Linked DNA regions of Homo sapiens: region 2 is linked to region 1. The links are chromatin loops, found by intact Hi-C in ENCODE. Cell type or tissue: GM12878. All regions are shown on one strand. Links, peaks and the distances in the headings refer to the core of each region. The heading gives the core; the rest is flanking DNA. Region 1 has its middle 65 kb from the start of LINC02483. Region 2 holds the start of LOC107986289 (a long non-coding RNA gene).

Region 1 (8,707 bases), core at 251-8,250:
GGAAGAACATTCCATGCTTATGGATAGGAAGAATCAATATTGTGAAAATGGCCATACTACCCAAGGTAATTTATAGATTGAATGCCATCCCCATCAAGCTACCAAAGACTTTCTTCACATAATTGGAAAAAACTACTTTAAAGTTCATATGGAACCAAAAAAAGAGCCTGCATTGCCAAGACAATCCTAAGCAAAAAGAACAAAGCTGGAGGCATCACACTACCTGACTTCAGACTATACTACAAGGCTACAGTAACCAAAACAGCATGGTACTTGTACTAAAACACAGAGATGGACCAATGGAACAGAACATAGGTCTCAGAAATAACACCACACATGTACAACCATCTGATCTTTGACAAATCTGACAAAAACAAGAAATGGGGAAAAGATTTCCTATTTAATAAATGGTGGTGGGAAAACTTGCTAGCCATATGCAGAAAGCTGAAACTGGATCTGTTCCTTTCACCTTATACAAAAATTAATTCAAGATGGATTAAAGACTTAAATGTTAGACCTAATACCATAAGAACCCTAGAAGAAAACCTAGGCAATACCATTCAGGACGTAGGCATGGGCAAAGACTTCAAGACTAAAACACCAAAAGCAATGGCAACAAAAGCCAAAATTGACAAATGGGATCTAATTAAACTAAAGAGCCTCTGCACAGCAAAAGAAACTACCGTCAGAGTGAACAGGCAACCTATAGAATGGGAGAAAATTTTTGCAATCAACCCATCTGACAAAGGGCTAATATCCAGAATCTACAAAGAACTTAAACAAATTTACTAGAAAAAAACAACCTCATCAAAAAGTGGGTGAAGGATATGAACAGACACTTCTCAAAAGAAGACATTTATGCAGCCAGCAGATACATGAAAAAATGCTCATCATCACTGGCCCTCAGAGAAATACAAATGAAAAGCACAATGAGATACCATCTCATACCAGTTAGAATGGCGATCATTAAAAATCAGGAAACAACGGCCTGGAGAGGATGTTGAGAAATAGGAACACTTTTACACTGTTGGTGGGACTGTAAACTAGTTCAACAAATGTGGAAGTCAGTGTGGCAATTCCTCAAGGATCTAGAACTAGAAATACCATTTGACCCAGCCATCCCATTACCAGGTATATACCCAAAGGATTATAAAGCATGCTAATATAAAGACACATGTACATATATGTTTATTGTGGCACTATTCACAATAGCAAAGACTTGGAACCAACCCAAATGTCCATCAATGATAGACTGGATTAAGAAAATATGGCACATATACACCATGGAATACTATGCAGGTATAAAAAAGGATGAGTTCATGTCCTTTGTAGGGACATGCATGCAGCTAGAAACCATCATTCTGAGCAAAGTATCACAAGGACAGAAAACCAAACATCACATATTCTCACTCATAGGTGGGAATTGAACAATGAGAACACTTGGACACAGGGTGGGGAACATCACACCATGGGGCCTGTCATGGGCTGGGGTGCAGGGGGAGGGATAGCATTAGGAGAAATACCTAACGTAAATGACGAGTAATGGGTGCAGCAAGCCAACATGGCACATGTATACCTATGTAACAAACCTGCACGTTGTGCACATGTACCCTAGAACTTAAAGTATAATAAAAAAAATTAGAGAGAGAGAGAGAGAGAGTGAAAGGCAATAGTCCTAAAATCCTCCCAGCACTGGGCTCTGTGCTCTGCCTGACTTCTTGGCTGCCTGTCCTTTGGACACCTGAGTTTGACAATGTATTCTGCTTTTGTTTAAGCTATTTTGACTTTGGTTTCTGTCACTGGCCATTATGAGACTTGCCTTCTAAAAGAGCAATATATACTTGTTTATTTATATTTTGGACATAGCTTTAGTTTCATTTAGTGTCTTTTTTTGTTTTTAGTAGGAATTTGAGGGAGTAAAAAAATGGAAAGAAAACCAATGATGATGTGAATATAGAGGCCGCATCATTTAGGCAGTATTTAGTCTTGCTCATAGGGATCACCTTGAAGCTGGAAGTTATAGGACTGAGAAATACCTCGAGTTAGCTACCATCAAACTTTCTAAAACCACAGAACCCTTTGAAATACTATCCAAGTTTACACAACTCAATTCATGATAAAAAATAAAAAATAACAATTTGCTAAAACCTTTATCCAATATAGTCCCTTGAAAATCTTGATTTACTAAAAAATGTGAAAAAAGGAAGAAGGAATTATTATTACCCTCAAGTAAAATATTGATGGTGGTTAGAAGTAACCAGTTAATCATCATGGAACCCTCAGCAAACTCCTTCCAGACCCATATGTGAGGGCAAAGAGGTTAAAGAATACAATTTGAAACCCATGGCACTCCTGGATATGGTCCTAATCAGAAATCAGCAGCTCTTGCTTTCAGGGACTTAATTCTATCCCTGCTTTGCTCAACCCTCTGCCTATATACAAAAATCAATTGCAAAGAAATGTATTCATATATGTGCAAAGCACAAGTGTTCAAATACTTCTTTCTGTCACAAATTCTGAGTCTAATCTTACTAATCAATGTGCATAGGTCAGTTTCTCACAGGTGTTTCACTGGAAAGCTGTTGGCAACCACATAGCCATCAGGGGATCCAGGAAGGTCCGTTTTCTCTGTGCTCACCCCATGTCTTTGAATGCAAAATGAGGTGTAGGCTATCAAATTACTTAATAGGTCATGTAATCCATCACTGCTGTTTGAAACCCTCAATTATGTACAATTATGTAGAGTTTTATGAAACTATGGAGATGTAAGGCAGAGGGAAGAAAATCCCCTCTGATGTAAATGCAAAAAAACGACAGGTCATGAGATTGTAGGTGGCCTGGGGAGAATCAGGCATTTCTAACATGTAATGGCTTGTGGGAGAGGATTAGGTGTCTGATCTTATTTTCAGAGCAAACATGCAGGAGCAGCTGCATCATGCCGGCTTCAAAGGCAAACAGGCAGCTCCGTGACTAGGCCCACACCGGGAATGTCATGGTACTAATGACTTCCATTCACTCTTAAAATAACATAACAACTTCTTCCTGAAGTTGAGCTATTTGATCCTCTTTCCCATCGTTGTCAGGAGACTGAGATTTGTCCTGTGGGAGGAGCATGATGAGTCCCATGCCAAGCGATGAGGCCAGGGGAGCTTGTTTGCAGAGGTATCTGCATTCCCCACTTCCTGTTTATTGGTGTCCTTCAAGTCCCTGTACCCTGGGTCTGTGGCTCCAGGCTTCTCAGAGCAAGAGGCCCAATGCCCTGCCTATGCCCTGAACCCTCAGTCTAATGCACTCAATCTTGGCTTCCACTTGGGGGCAGAAGAGAAACAGTTTACCGTACATTGACTCATTAAATTGGATATTTTTGGTTGGTAACTGGCAATACCCCTTTGGCCATGAACCAGCACCTCTATATGTCAGTCATTTCAGTTGGAAGTTCCAAATGTAATGCAAACTGTTGTAAGCAAAAGGAGATCTTTTAAAAAAAATTATTTAGGGAAGGGTTCATGGGTAGACTTTTAGTTAAAGCTAAATCTAGGGATAAAAAATAATGCCACTAAGGAGATACCACAAGAAGAAGGGCTGGATGCTGGCCAGGCCGAAATAATAGATGCCCATCACTGTCATATCCTACAAAAAATGAATGAACAAGACCGACAAGAGCTTAGAGCAGAGTGGGGATCCACATAATGCACAATTGCAATGTGGCATGAGAAATATTAAGATGGAGAATTACTATGATCTATAGAGCACATGGGAGGAGCACCCAGCCTAGTTGAGAGCAGCGTAGGGTCAGGGAATACATGCGATTCCAATGTATACTTTACAGAGTAAATGGCATTGAAGTAAAGTGTGTGTTAGAATTAGATGAGAGGTGATTAATGAAGAAGGGTGAGGGCAGAGAGTGATGAGCATCTTCTTTCTCACATGTAACTGCCAGGTCATCCATCTAAGAGTGATAGTGTTTTCTAAATAAGAAATAAAGACACATTGTGTCAAAGGTACAAACATATTTAGAGAGATGAAGACTGTGCCAAGAAATTTAGGCTGTATCATCACCATCTCTTTTCCCTCTGCTCTTCTCTTAGGAAACTAAACAGCCAGTCTCATAAGTGGGCCCTGCTCTCAGGGCTGAAAGGGAATGAAGAAATTGCACCAATAGTTGGTCAGATGCTTTTCTTATTTGCTCAGTTAATCCTCACTACCATTCCATGAGGTCAGTACTATTTCCAATGTATAGACATAGATGAAATAAAATAAAACGGCCAAAAACAACCTAGGAAACAAAAAACTCCAAGCATTTAGAGACTTAAGTAACTTAAGATCACGCAGCTAGTCAGTGTAGGAGCTGGGGTTCAAACCTTGTTGTGCCTGGTTCAGGATACCTGATTCTATTACTCTGTCTCTAAGGAAATATTCTAAATTTTATTGGAGTCTCTTGGAGCTCTAATTTTGGTTGTTTAACTAACATGAGATTCTAATCATAAAAATTTAAATTCTGGTAGGTAGAGAGCCATTTTGATATTTTGAGCAAACCAGTTGGAAAGGTATCCACCTATTCAGTCAAAGCATGATAATCAATGCTGCTTGCCTTATTCTCTTTCCTCTGGCAGGAGTTTTCTGGCAGGAGTTCTCAAATTGTACGCCACTATATTTTGCTCAGTATGAAACTGAGCGCTTAGCTTCCCTTGAACAGAATTACACATCCATTTACTTGCCATAGCTTCATAATGGATAACATACATCTTTCTCCCCCCATCACCTTGATTTTGGGGATGGGCCATATGCCTTGCTTTGGCCAGTGGATGAAGTCAGCTTTGAGATGAGCAGATGCTTGAAATGTGCTTTGTGATTAGATTTGCTTCTCTTGCATTCTGGTGATCTGCCACATGAAGAATATGTTCCCTTTTTCTGGGACCTAAAATATGACATCGGAGCAGACCTACAACCCACAGTCTGGAGCAGTGCCCGGCTGACCTGAAGCAGGAGGAAGAGCTGCTCAGCCAAGCTCGCTCGGGCTACATTAGTCAAACTGCAGCTTCCCTGCCATCCCAGAAGCATGTGTATAAATGCTTGTAATTGTAAATTGCTGAGTTTGGGGAAGTATTGTTATATAGCACTATTATAGAAAGAGCTGGATAATGTTATCAGTGAATAATGTTACCTTTTACCACAACCGAGTATACTTACCACCTTGAAAATTTCAGTCAGATATAACTTTGAGCTCAGAGGGTTGTGGGGTGCATATAGAGTATAAGTGAGTATAATTTGCTATTACTGTAAGCTAAAATGGCATTGAAAATCTTTTGAACGCTTACTGGAACGTGTGAGAACTTTGTCACATGAGTTTATAAGGAAGTAAAGTAAGAACAAAATTCTTCTAAAACGTATTCTCTACAACAAGATTGAGGAAATGATTGGATAACTGAGTGAGTTTTATAAATCTTGTGAGACATTTTTCCACTCATAGTAATGATCATGTTGTAGTTGCTTCTGGCTTATTTGGTGTTGCTTTGAGGTTTTTAGTCCCTTCTTGTATGTGGACAAACATTCCTGTATTCATAAGTATGCTGTGAAAGTAAAAAGGTGGAGGACTATTCTTCTAGTGTAAGATTTTTATAAGTTGTTGTAAAAGCTCTTATTAGTTGCTCTACTGATTAAACAAAATTATCTACTTCTTATTTTACCTGAATAATACAACGATGACTGGAAATGTGTAAGGAAAAGAGAGATCAGACTGTTACTGTGTCTATGTAGAAAGGGAAGACATAAGAAACTCCATTTTGACCTATACCCTGAACAATTGCCTTGCCCTGAGATGCTGTTAATCTGTAACTTTGCCCCAACCTTGAGCTCACAGAAACATGTGTTGTATGGAATCAAGGCTTAAGGGATCTAGGGCTGTGCAAGATGTGCCTTGTTAACAAAATGTTTACAGGCAGTATGCTTGGTAAAAGTCATCGCCATTCTCCTGTCTCGATAAACCAGGGCCACAATGCACTGCAGAAAGCCGCAGGGACCTCTGCCCTGGAAAGCCGGGTATTGTCCAAGGTTTCTCCCCATGTGATAGTCTGAAATATGGCCTTGTGGGATGGGAAAGACCTGACCGTCCCCCAGCCCGACACCCATGAATGGTCTGTGCTGAGGGGGTTTAGTAAAAGAGGAAGGCCTCTTGCTGTTGAGGTAGAGGAAGGCCACTGTCTCCTGCCTGCCCCTGGGAACTGAATGTCTCAGTATAAAACCCGATTGTACATTTGTTCAATTCTGAGATAGGAGAAAAGCTGCCCTGTGGTGGGAGGCGAGACATGTTGGCAGCAATGCTGCTTTGTTATTCTTTACTCCACAGAGATATTTGGGCAGAGAGAAACATAAATCTGGCCTACGTGCACATCCAGGCATAATACCTCTCCTTGAACTTATTTGTGACACAGATTCCTTTGCTCACATGTTTTCTTGCTGATCTTCTTCCTATTATCACCCTGCTCTCCTACCGCATTCCTCTTGCTGAGATAGTGAAAATAGTAATCAATAAAAACTGAGGGAACTCTGAGACCAGTGCTGGTGCAGGTCCTTGGTATGCTGAGTTCCGGTCTCCTGGGCCCACTGTTGTTTCTCTATACTTTGTCTCTGTGTCTTATTTCTTTTCTTAGTCTCTCATCCCACCTGATGACATATACCCACAGGTGTGGAGGGGCAGTCCACCCCTTCAGAAAGGCATATGCTTCTATTGCCTGGGAGTTAAATATGGAAGCTATGGTGTGCTCAGGTTTCCATTTGGATACCGAATTACTTTTCTTTTCTTTTTTCTTGGTTTTATAAACATTTCATGTACTGATATTTGTTGTTAATTTATCTTGAAATATGTTGAACAGACAGACCTTTTAAATTAATTCATTCAAGATATATATTGAGTACCTTTTCTGTACCAAGTACTGTGCTAGGTCATAGGTATGAAACGGTGAAAAAGATAGATATAATCCTTGCCCACAAAATGCCTAAGTGGGTTTTAACTCAGATTGCACATTAAAATATTATTATAATAAATAATAAGAGAACATTAAAAAGAGATTCTGATTTCATTGGAATGGGATGGGGACATCAGTATCAGTATTTAAAAAGCTACCCAAGTTCTAATAAGTAGCCAGGTTTGAAATCTGAAGTTTAGCAGGTATTGACATTTTTTTTAATGTTACTGTTGACAAGGCACTGTACTAAGCACCTTGCGTGTAGAGCTTACTCTATCCTTAGAGTGTCTGGTGGGGTGGATATTACAATGCCTCCTTTACTGATGACTGGTTAGTTTACTTTTGTAAAGCAAATAGAGTTTACAAGAGAGACAGGATTCTAACACAGATCTGTTTTAACCATTGTGCTGCAACGGCTTTGAAATACAGTTTGTGTGAAATAGCCACAAATAATTAAAGTAAAAGTTAATGCAATAAGAGCTTATCAGAAACCAGATAAAATATTTCTGAAAAAATGATATAAATCAATGGAGAAATATGAAGTGATATTGATTTATAAAATCTATCAATCGATTTATAAATTTATAAAATCCTAAAATCTGTTTTGTTCATTTTTCAGGAATTTTACATACTTTAGAGGCTTAAATTTTCATGTGCAAATTCCTTTCTTCCTTCCTTTTTCTTTCTCTCAATAGTGAACCTATACTGGAGAAAACTGATGAGTCTATGGTAGATGTTGAGTGACTGTGTGTATGTGTGTATACTCATTTACTTGTCAGATTTAGTCATTGAAAAGCTTCTCCACTCAACTTTGATTTGAGAAACTTTTAGGTCACCATATAAATTCTCAGGCTGAAATTTGTAAGTGTGCTAACTCAAGTTTAATATTACCTAGCCTGATGATTTCAGGCAAGAATATTAAGGGTTAAAATTCCCTTTCTTATATACTCCTGTGTTGAGGAATTAAGAATGTACAGTCTTTTTCAATACCAAACTAGCCTTAAACCAAATGCAAAACATCAAAGTGCTCTGAAAAGTGAAGGCTAAATTCTTTTCAAAGAGGTGTTTGTGGGGCAGACAACGTAAGCCACGATCATTCTTTGTTCTCAGTAACCTGCCCCATCTGTTGAATAGGATATGTTACTGGTACAGGAGGAGATAAATGGACATATGCTTAAATGCTTACACTGAGCCAGAATAGAATTTTCAGCCATATTCTTGTCACTAAGCCTGCCACACCAACATTTGTAGACAAGAGTGTCAAATTTACATCAAGCTGTTGTCATCCAAGATAGAATTGTATATTTCAAAACACTGGACAAATGTTTTTCCATCAGCTGCTGGCTAAACATTTTGTTCCTATATACATCTATGCATAAACATGTACACACACCAGGATTCACAGGCAAGGCAAACTACATTGCAGATCTCTGGTTACTGTGACCATCATAGACAGATTCTGTAGAAAAGTAGTAATTTTAAATTCAATAAATTGATTCAAATTATAATATCATCTGTTTCCACCTTTCCTTTCATGGAGTGGAAGATAATCAGTAATTAGTTGTACCTTCTTTCTTAAGTCATACAACTTTATTTGACGTCAACAGAGGCATGCTTCTTAAGAGAATTATCTTCCTTTTACACTTTCAGCAAAAACTGTATCTAATTTTTATTGTCTATTTCGTAGGACAATGTGGTTGTTTTTCTTCTCTATTCTTTTTAATGATGATAGTGTTTGATGG
Region 2 (8,707 bases), core at 395-8,394, 220 kb after region 1:
GAATGCTTTTACACTGTTGGTGGGAGTATAAATTAGTTCAACCATTGTGGAAGACAGTGTGGCAATTCCTCAGGGATCTAGAACTAGAATTACAATTTGACCCAGCAATCCCATTACTGGGTATATACCCAAAGGATTATAAATCATGCTGCTATAAAGGCACATGCAGACATATGTTTATTGCAGCACTATTCACAATAGCAAAGACTTGGAACCAACCCAAATGTCCATCAATGATAGACTGGATTAAGAAAATGTGGCACATATACACCATGGAATACTATGCAGCCGTAAAAAAGGATGAGTTCATGTCCTTTGTAGGGACATCGATGAAGTTGGAAACCATCATTCTCAGCAAACCATCACAAGGACAGAAAACCAAATACCACATGTTCTCCCTCATTGGTGGGAATTGAACAATGAGATCACTTAGACACAGGGCGGGGAACATCACACTCTGGGGTTGGGGGTTGGGGGAGGGATAGCATTGGAGAAATACTTAATGTAAATGATGAGTTGATGGGTGCAGCAAACCAACATGGCAAATGTGTACCTATGTATCAAACCTGCACGTTGTGCATGTGTACCCTAGAACTTAAGGTTTAATAATAATAATAATAAGAATAATAAGAATAATGATAAAAAGAACTTGGCTTATTTCTATTAGTTTTCTAGTAAGGTTCATTGGGAAAAATATCTGTTGAATCAGAAGAAGGAGGAATTATTTAGGATTTATTTCATAGTACTCTAATAACAATCATGCCAGAATCTTCTCACTGAGAAGGACAGGAGGAAAAGGAGAGAAGTAGGAGAGGGCTGGATGAAATCAAATCTTGTTTCCTCCAGGAGGTCTGACTTCAGTGAAGATCCAAAGGCAGAGGCCCCACAGGAGTCCTTCTGCTCCCTGGAGACAGTAAGTATTAGATTGGCCTTATGCTTAGCAGACAGGCCTTAATACTAATTTCTCTTGACCTTCTCATGTGATTCGTGTCAGCTTGGCCCTCATTTGTTAAGCTTGCTTTAATTATGTGCATAATGCCTCATTATTTTTTATAAAGGAAGCAGCAAAAGAAACAATTATGCAAATGAATGAGGTGTGTTGTTCACTGAGGAGTTGTGGGCTAATTGGGCACTGGAACAAAAATACCATTGCCAAATACAGTGCTGCCAAAAAGATTCCCACCAATTCCTATTTCAGATTAAGTATATCAGTGCCTACAGGATAAATGTCCAAGAAGATAAAATGCCCTGAGAACTGAGATAGGGCCAGGATTTTCTTGCTAAGGTTGAAGGCTTATCTAAGTTGGCCAAGGTGAAGCTTCTCCTAGAAACATCTTTTTAGTTTTGTCTGTGGTTGTTGCCAAATGGGAATAATTTGTGTGTTGAACCTAGTATTGTTTCCCTTTGTCTCTCCTTTGGAAAGTCTCACTCATTTATTCATTTTGTCTATTTTAATTCAATCTAGTTAAAATCTTCACCTAGGCACTTCATGTGTGAGTTGGCTCCTTTATACCTTAACTCAGGTCACCTCTCATTGTCACCCTATCTTCACCCCACCGTGTGACCCCTAATTCTGTTTTATTAGATCAGGTCAGGAATAGATGTCCTATGCTTCCACGTTACCCTGTGTTTTTCTCTCAGGACTCAGGACATCTGTATTTAAATTCATTGCTGTTGTAAAATGACCTAAGCCACCTTGGTTGTTTGCAATTATCATGTTTTCTCCAGAACGCATAACCAGCGGGGATATTACACTGAAGGAAAGTTTCAAAACAGATTCTTCACAACAAATACCAAGCAGGCATAAAAACTGTCACACAGCTTGTTCTGTTGGCACAGTGAAATCCTCGCTTTCTTTTTTCTTTTTTCTTTCTTTTTTATTTTTTTGAGATGTCTCGCTCTGTCGCCCAGGCTGGAGTGCAGTGGCATGATCTCGGCTCACTGCAAGGTCTCCCTTCAGGGTTCACGCCATTCTCCTACCTCAGCCTCCCAAGTAGCTGGGACTACAGGCACCTGCCACCATACCTAGCTAATTTTTTGTATTTTTAGTAGAGACGGGGTTTCACCGCGTTAGCCAGGATGGTCTCCATCTCCTGACCTCATGATCCACCCGCCTCAGCCTCCCAAAGTGCTGGGAGCTGTCTTTTTAGTCTTTTTAAGCACCCAAACTAACCCCTAATTAAAGAGTTCATTTGAGGCAGATGTGAAAATAATCAGTAATAAGAATCAGCTAAACTTCTAATCAGGGTCAAATACTGACTAAATGGTAGGATCCAAAGAAATACCAAGGTCTAGGGCATTATTTCAAAAGATATAAGGCTATCAGTTTTGCTAGATTTTTATATGTGTTTATTGCAAGGTTGGGAGTGCCTATAGAATATTTCTGGTCATTCCATACAACTGGCAGATCTTTCATTTGACCAAAGAAAAATCATCTATAATATCCATTGTACTAAGTAACAAACCTGCTGTTGATCAGATATTAAGGTAACTAGCTTTCTGATAGCTGCCTCCTGAGTGTGGATTTTGATTAGTGTTTCAAATGCTAACTAATCATCCTGGAGATTTTCGATTAGGCTAGTTCAGATATTAATCAACCACCTCTAAGATATAAATTAAAATGCCCACTTATTGATAAACACAGTCTATGAAGTATTTAAAGTTACTTGCAGACAACGTAGCAGTTGTTAAACTTGGAAGTTATTGTCTGACTTACTTGCTGAAATGCAAGCCCCATGGAGCGGAGATTTATTCACATCACATACCCAGATTCTGCATGGTTCCAGACCTGGAGCAGGTGACCAAGAAATGTTTTTGGAATAAACGGGGATCATCTGACATCCTCACTTCTTTGCTTCTCAATTCTCCCTTTGTTTCTCATTTTCTTCTAACACTCTTCTTTCTTTTTTTCTCTGTCTCTCTTGTGATTCCCCTCCACCCCTTTTTTTATTTGTGTGGGAAACTCATGTGGTTTTTAAACAATTGTGGCCATATATTCTGCTGTTGAAGAATTAGGATGTTTGAAGATTTGCTTTATCTTGATTGGGTCACTTGGAGGCTTCATACTTTGTGTTTTTGTCTGTAAAAGAAGGATAGCAGTAGTGCCTATCTGGAGGCTGTGAGAATTTGTGGATTGTGCTTAGCATGCTTAATTCTTCTTCTCCCTCACTCTTCTGATTTAGCCCTAGACCTGCTTTACTAATAACCTGATTACTTGAATTTCCTTAGCCATGATGTCATTCATTTATTTCTCCCTTGGTCTTGCGAGTGTGCCAACGCAGTGTTTTCTTTGTTGGGTGTGTATATATAATGTAAAGTAGGTGGGCAGGGGCTAGCAGGCCAAGGAGAATGCTTTGCTGCACTTATCCTCTTCTAGCTGTGTTCTCTTAGACAAGCCAGTTAATCTCTTTCAGCTTTTGTTTTCCTATCTGTAAGAGGAGGTTATGACGTCAACCTCACATAGAGATCATAAGAATAAAATGAGATTAGTGTATGTGGAAGACATTCGGCCCAGATCAATGTTCAACAAATGTTAATGGAATGAAATAATCCTTTTTAGCCAATTGCCACATCAAGAGTTTAGCCAGGAAGCTGATCTTTCTGAGCTATGGATATGAGATTTATTATAGGAATGAGATCCTATACAATTGTGGGAGGGTGGGGGAAGTGAAATGAAGGGTGACTGGGGGATCAAAGAAGACATAAATCTGAAAGCCAGGCACATCCAGCCACCAAAGTGAGACCAAGGGAGAGCTGATGGAGAAGTCTGTGGGGGCAACTATTGCCTGTTTGGATCCACAGCCATGTTTGTTAATGGACCTGGGATCTCTTAAACACCAGAGGGAATGGTCAGGAAGAAAAGCTCGACCTTGAGTGGAGGAGGGTGACAATAATGTGGACCCCTCTGGCACATGCATCTGTCTGACACCGCATCCAAGGATGATGTTCAGAGAATAATGGCTACTGTTTCATTTCCATCATCCAAATCTATGCAAATTACACTGTTGACCAATATAACTCTGTATAATATACAGCATAGGTATAAGCATTCTAGGAAACGTAGTTTCAGCTTTTCCAAGTTGACACAGAACAGACCACCATACCAATATTTTCCAGTTTAGAGTTAACTTCTTTCGGCTTTGATTTAAACTACTCCCCATCCCCACTAAGGAATTCTGAAGATTACCCTTTAACTATGACTTAAGTTTATGGAGTTATATGAAGTATTGGTCTAAAGAGGCTCAGGATCCCTACTTCACACTTAAAATGCAATCTCACATAAGGGAAGGATTTTAATGTAATTATATATTAGTTTCCTTACAAATAAGAAAGGGAGTTTTATTGATTATAATTTGGGTTTAAATTTCAAATATACAGTATTACTTGTCAGGTCCTTTATGGTTTATTCATTGGTTTATTATTTGTCTTCTCCCATTAGATTTAAAGTTTTCTGATAATAGAAACATTGTCTCTCTTGCCATCTTTTCTGGGAGCCCCTTGGGACTCTGGCATGAGAGGTCTGGACTCCTTTGAACCTGTGTCTCTGTATCTCTGGTGGACCCAGAGCATCCATGGGTAAAAAACTGAAGTAACGAGTACCATCTTCTACTTGTTGAGGAGAAATTAAGTGTTATGGTTCTTGGTTTTTTACGGTTTGTTCCTTACATTTTTCTTAATAAAATTTGCTTCCTTACTTGAGGCTAATAGCACAACTGTGACACTGATTACTTCAATATTTTAGTGTAGGTTAAAAGCATTAATCTTCTGCCTTGTTAAGTATGTGGGAAGGAAAGAGGAAGGAGACGCTGACATTGCTCTCAAAGAATTTAAAATCTAGCGGGTTTCGGAAAAGGGGAGAGTACAATAGTAAGATGACTTTGGTCTCTGGAGGAGAATGTGGCCAGTTCTTGGGGAGGTGAGAACAAAAATCATGAGAAGAAAACTAGAGGGGATGCCCTCAGTGGTCAGCCTTCTAAGAGTTCATTAAGCAGAGAAAGTGGGCAGTGTATGTTTATTCCCAATAGAGGAAACTCGAGATCTGAGGGCTGAATTAATCTTTTAACAGTTCTGGTTGAGTGAACTGAGAAGCTTAGTTCTTATTTTAACAAACTGAAACCTAACAAGAATAGATAGAGGAGAAGATAGCAACCAAAATGGAATGTCTGTGATAGCAAACAGGTAAATCGCTAAGGTGGTGAGGTCTATTTTTAGCGTCTCCATTGATCCCCTGGGGACCCTCTCACCCCTTTGCACCCAGGCACATGGGACCTTTTGCTGTCTGTGGTTGCTCCGCCCACTTTCATGCTACACCATGGCTCAGCAGGACTCTTTCTCCCATTGAACCTTACCTGCTGTCTTAGTCAGTTCAGACTACTACACAAAATACCATAGACCAGATGGCTTATAATCAACAGAAATTTATTTTTCATAGTTCTGAAGGCTGAGAAGTTTCAGGTCAAGGCACTGGCAAGTTTGGTGTCTGGTGTGGGCTCACCTCCTCATAGGTGTCAGTCTTGTTTGTGTCCTCACATGGTGGAAGAAATGAAGGATCTTTCTGAGGTCTCTTTTTAAAACAGCACTAATCCCATTCCTGAGGGCTCCACCCCCATAACCTACTAACCTCCCAAAGACCCCACCTCCTAATAGTACCACCTTGCAGGTGAGAATTTCAACACAGGAATTTGGGAAAGACACAAACATTTAGATTATACTTCCTATTTTCATCTTATTCTTCTGGGGCTCCTTTGTTTATTAAATTATATTTTTACCCAGACAATTACTGTCATCATTAGAGTGTCTTACATTTGTAGAGCTTCTTTAAAGTTTGCTAAGTGCTTTTAAGTATATCATGTCATTTGATCAACTTATTAAAATGAATTAATATATTAATAATTTAGTCCCCCTAGGTAACACATTGATACATTAACTACTGGAAATAGTACCATACTCCCCCAAATATCTTAGATTTGCAGAGTTCTTTATACTTGGCTAAGTGTTTCAACATCAACTGTTATTGAAAAGGCTCTAGAGTATTGAAAATTGGGCACTGGGGTAGACTGGTGGGGACTTTTGGGCCAGGGCCACCACACTGCACAACCTCAGAGAGTGCTGTTTGCACTGTGGACACTGGGAAGAGTATCTGGCAGCTGTGCAGGGTACTGTCTGTGAGTGACCAGATGCAGCAGCTTTGTTTGTGGCCTTTAATTCACCCCCCTGGTTCTGCAGCCCATGCCCAAGAAGATGGCTTAAACCTCCTAGCCGGTAATGGGTTGGGGTAGGGGTTGGGTGGAGGCGGTCCTGACCCTTATACTTTCCAAGATGGAATAACTGAAGGCCCCACAACACATCCTTCTTCCTTTAGCCCAGGGGCAGTCATAAAGCTATGCTCCACAGAATTTTTTTTTTCTGAACATTCAGAGTAAGTCTCCTTGGAGTTGGGAATAAAGCAGAGGTCAGAGATCATAAAAGTACACAAAGCACAACAAGCTTTATTTTTATTTATTTATTTATTAGACGGAGTCTCGCTCTGTCGCCAGGCTGGAGTGCACTGGCTCGATCTTGGCTCACTGCAACCTTCACCTCCCAGGTTCAAGCAATTCTCCTGCCTCAGCCTCCCGAGTAGCTGCGATTACAGGTGCGTGCCACCACGCCCAGCTAATTTTTGTAATTTTAGTAGAGACAGGGTTTCACCATATTGGCCAGGATGGTCTCGATCTCCTGACCTCATGTTCCACCCACCTCAGCCTCCCAAAATGCTGGGATTACAGGCATGAGCCATTGTGCCTGGCCAACAGGCTTTATTTTTAAAAATATGTAGTCCTCTCTCCTAGGCAGCTGTCATTTACAGCTCAGTTACTATGCTCATGTTGCCTAGGACTTGCACACAGGCTGCTGCGATCTTCAGATGAATTTGCATATGATACTCTAGTTTTAGACATAGTTTGTTTGAGTGCCAAGCACTGGATGTCAGGTACCCTTCTTTTTCTTTCTTTCTTTCTTTTTTTTTTGTGACTTAAAACAACAGAAATTAATTTTCTTACAGATCCAGAGGCCAGAGTCTCAAACCAAGATGCCAGCAAAGTTGGTTGCTCCTGTGAGCTCAAGGGAGAATCTGCTCCATGCCACTTTCCTACCGCCTTGGCAGTTTGCTGGCAATCCTTGGCTTTCCTGGACTTCTTGATGCCCCGTCTCACACAGCCTTCTCCCCTGTGTATCTGTGTTCGAATTTCCTTCTTATAAGGGCTCACACTGATCCAGTGTGACCTTACCTTAACTAATTACATCTTCAAAGATCCTATTTCCAAGTAGATTGTATTTCCATTCTGAGGCTCTGGCGGATGTAAATTTGAGGGGTACAGAAGGAAAAAGGTGTGTAGGCAAGATCTGGGGACTGCAGAAGTCTTCTCTTCTTTCCTTCTTTCCCTTCTTTTCTACCTGCTGGTGCTTACCTTGAACATGCATTTAAAAAGCAATAGAGCAGAATGGGTTAGGCTTTGGGCCCTCAGTCACAGCATCTGTATATCTCAGCACTGCCTCTCGCCGTGTGAAGTTCTACTTCTTTGCTTCTGTCTCCTCACCTACTAAATGGGGATAATGATAGTCTTCACTTCAAAGGCTTATTCTGAATATTATCTACATTAATTAATGTGGAGTGCTTAGAACAGTTCCTGGCATATGGTTTGTGCTCAATAAATGTTACCAGCTGCTGCCTATATTTTCTTTTAAATATTTTCAACTTTTAGATACAGGAGGTACATGTGCAGGTTTGTTACATTGGTATATTGGGTGATGCTGATGTTTGGGATATGAATCCAGTCACCCAGATAGTGAACATAGTACCAAATAGGCAGTTTCAACTCCTTTCTCTCCATCCCTCCCCCTCCAGTAGTCCCTGATGTCTATTGTTCCCATCTTTATGTCCCTGTGTATTCAATGTTTTGCTCCCACCTATAAGCAGGAACATGCGGTATTTGGTTTTCTGTTCCTGTGTTAATTTGCTTAGGATTACAGTCTCCAGCTACATCCATGTTGCTGATATACATGATTTCATCCTTTTAATGGCTGTGTAGTATTCCATGGTGTATATGTACCACATTTTCTTTATCCAATCCTCAGTTGATGGTCACCTAGGTTGTTTTAATGTCCTTGCTGTTGTGAATAGTGCTGCGATGAGCATTCGAGTGCTTGTATCTTTTTGGTAGAATGATTTATATTCCTTTGGGTATATGCCCAATAATGGGATTGCTGGGTCAGATAAAAAGGTAGTTCTTTTTTAAGCTCTTTGAGAAATCTCCAAAATGCTTTCCACAGTGGCTGAACCAACTTACATTCCCACCAGCAGTGCATAAGAATACCCTTTTCTTCACAGCTTTGCCAGCATCTATTACCAGGGCCTCTTCTTATCAATCTTTCACATCAAAATGGTGTTTTCAGAACTTCCTGGTTCTTCTGCTATAAACTCACTGTGACGTTTCTGCTTCAGAGGCCCAGGAGCTCTGCAAGGACTCCTGAGACCTTTGGTTGTCCTAGCAGTTTATCAAGACGTCATCAGAAAGTGTGATGATTTTACAGGAAACAGCAATGACCATTTTCTCTATATTTATTTCACATATTTGCAATACAAGATTAATTATAGGCTTTGGAGAAATTCTGTTACATTCTTAACAAACAAAAATGTTCTAAAAGTGTTGCTTCTGTCAAAACACCA

The links. Peaks named below come from ENCODE experiments on the same cell type or tissue, not always from the same donor. Only the 100,000 strongest peaks of a DNase experiment are listed, where the experiment ranks them.
Region 2: it touches region 1 in a loop (4-fold over the local background); 1 of 110 quality-filtered maps calls a loop at or near these places.

Annotation. Positions count from the first base shown.
Region 1 is chr4:75,284,598-75,293,304 of GRCh38, reverse strand. No RefSeq gene overlaps it. Among named protein-coding and RNA genes, the nearest start is that of LINC02483, 65 kb to the left of the region's middle. In GM12878, for the core only: a CTCF peak has its summit at 3,308 (motif pointing right); a DNase peak (open chromatin) is centred at 3,324.
Region 2 is chr4:75,066,154-75,074,860 of GRCh38, reverse strand. It overlaps LOC107986289 (a long non-coding RNA gene), which reads left to right and starts at 618. Exons shown (of 3, transcript XR_001741728.2): 1 at 618-913. In GM12878, for the core only: no CTCF peak of the experiment used is centred there; a DNase peak (open chromatin) is centred at 5,290; H3K4me3 peaks cover 729 bases.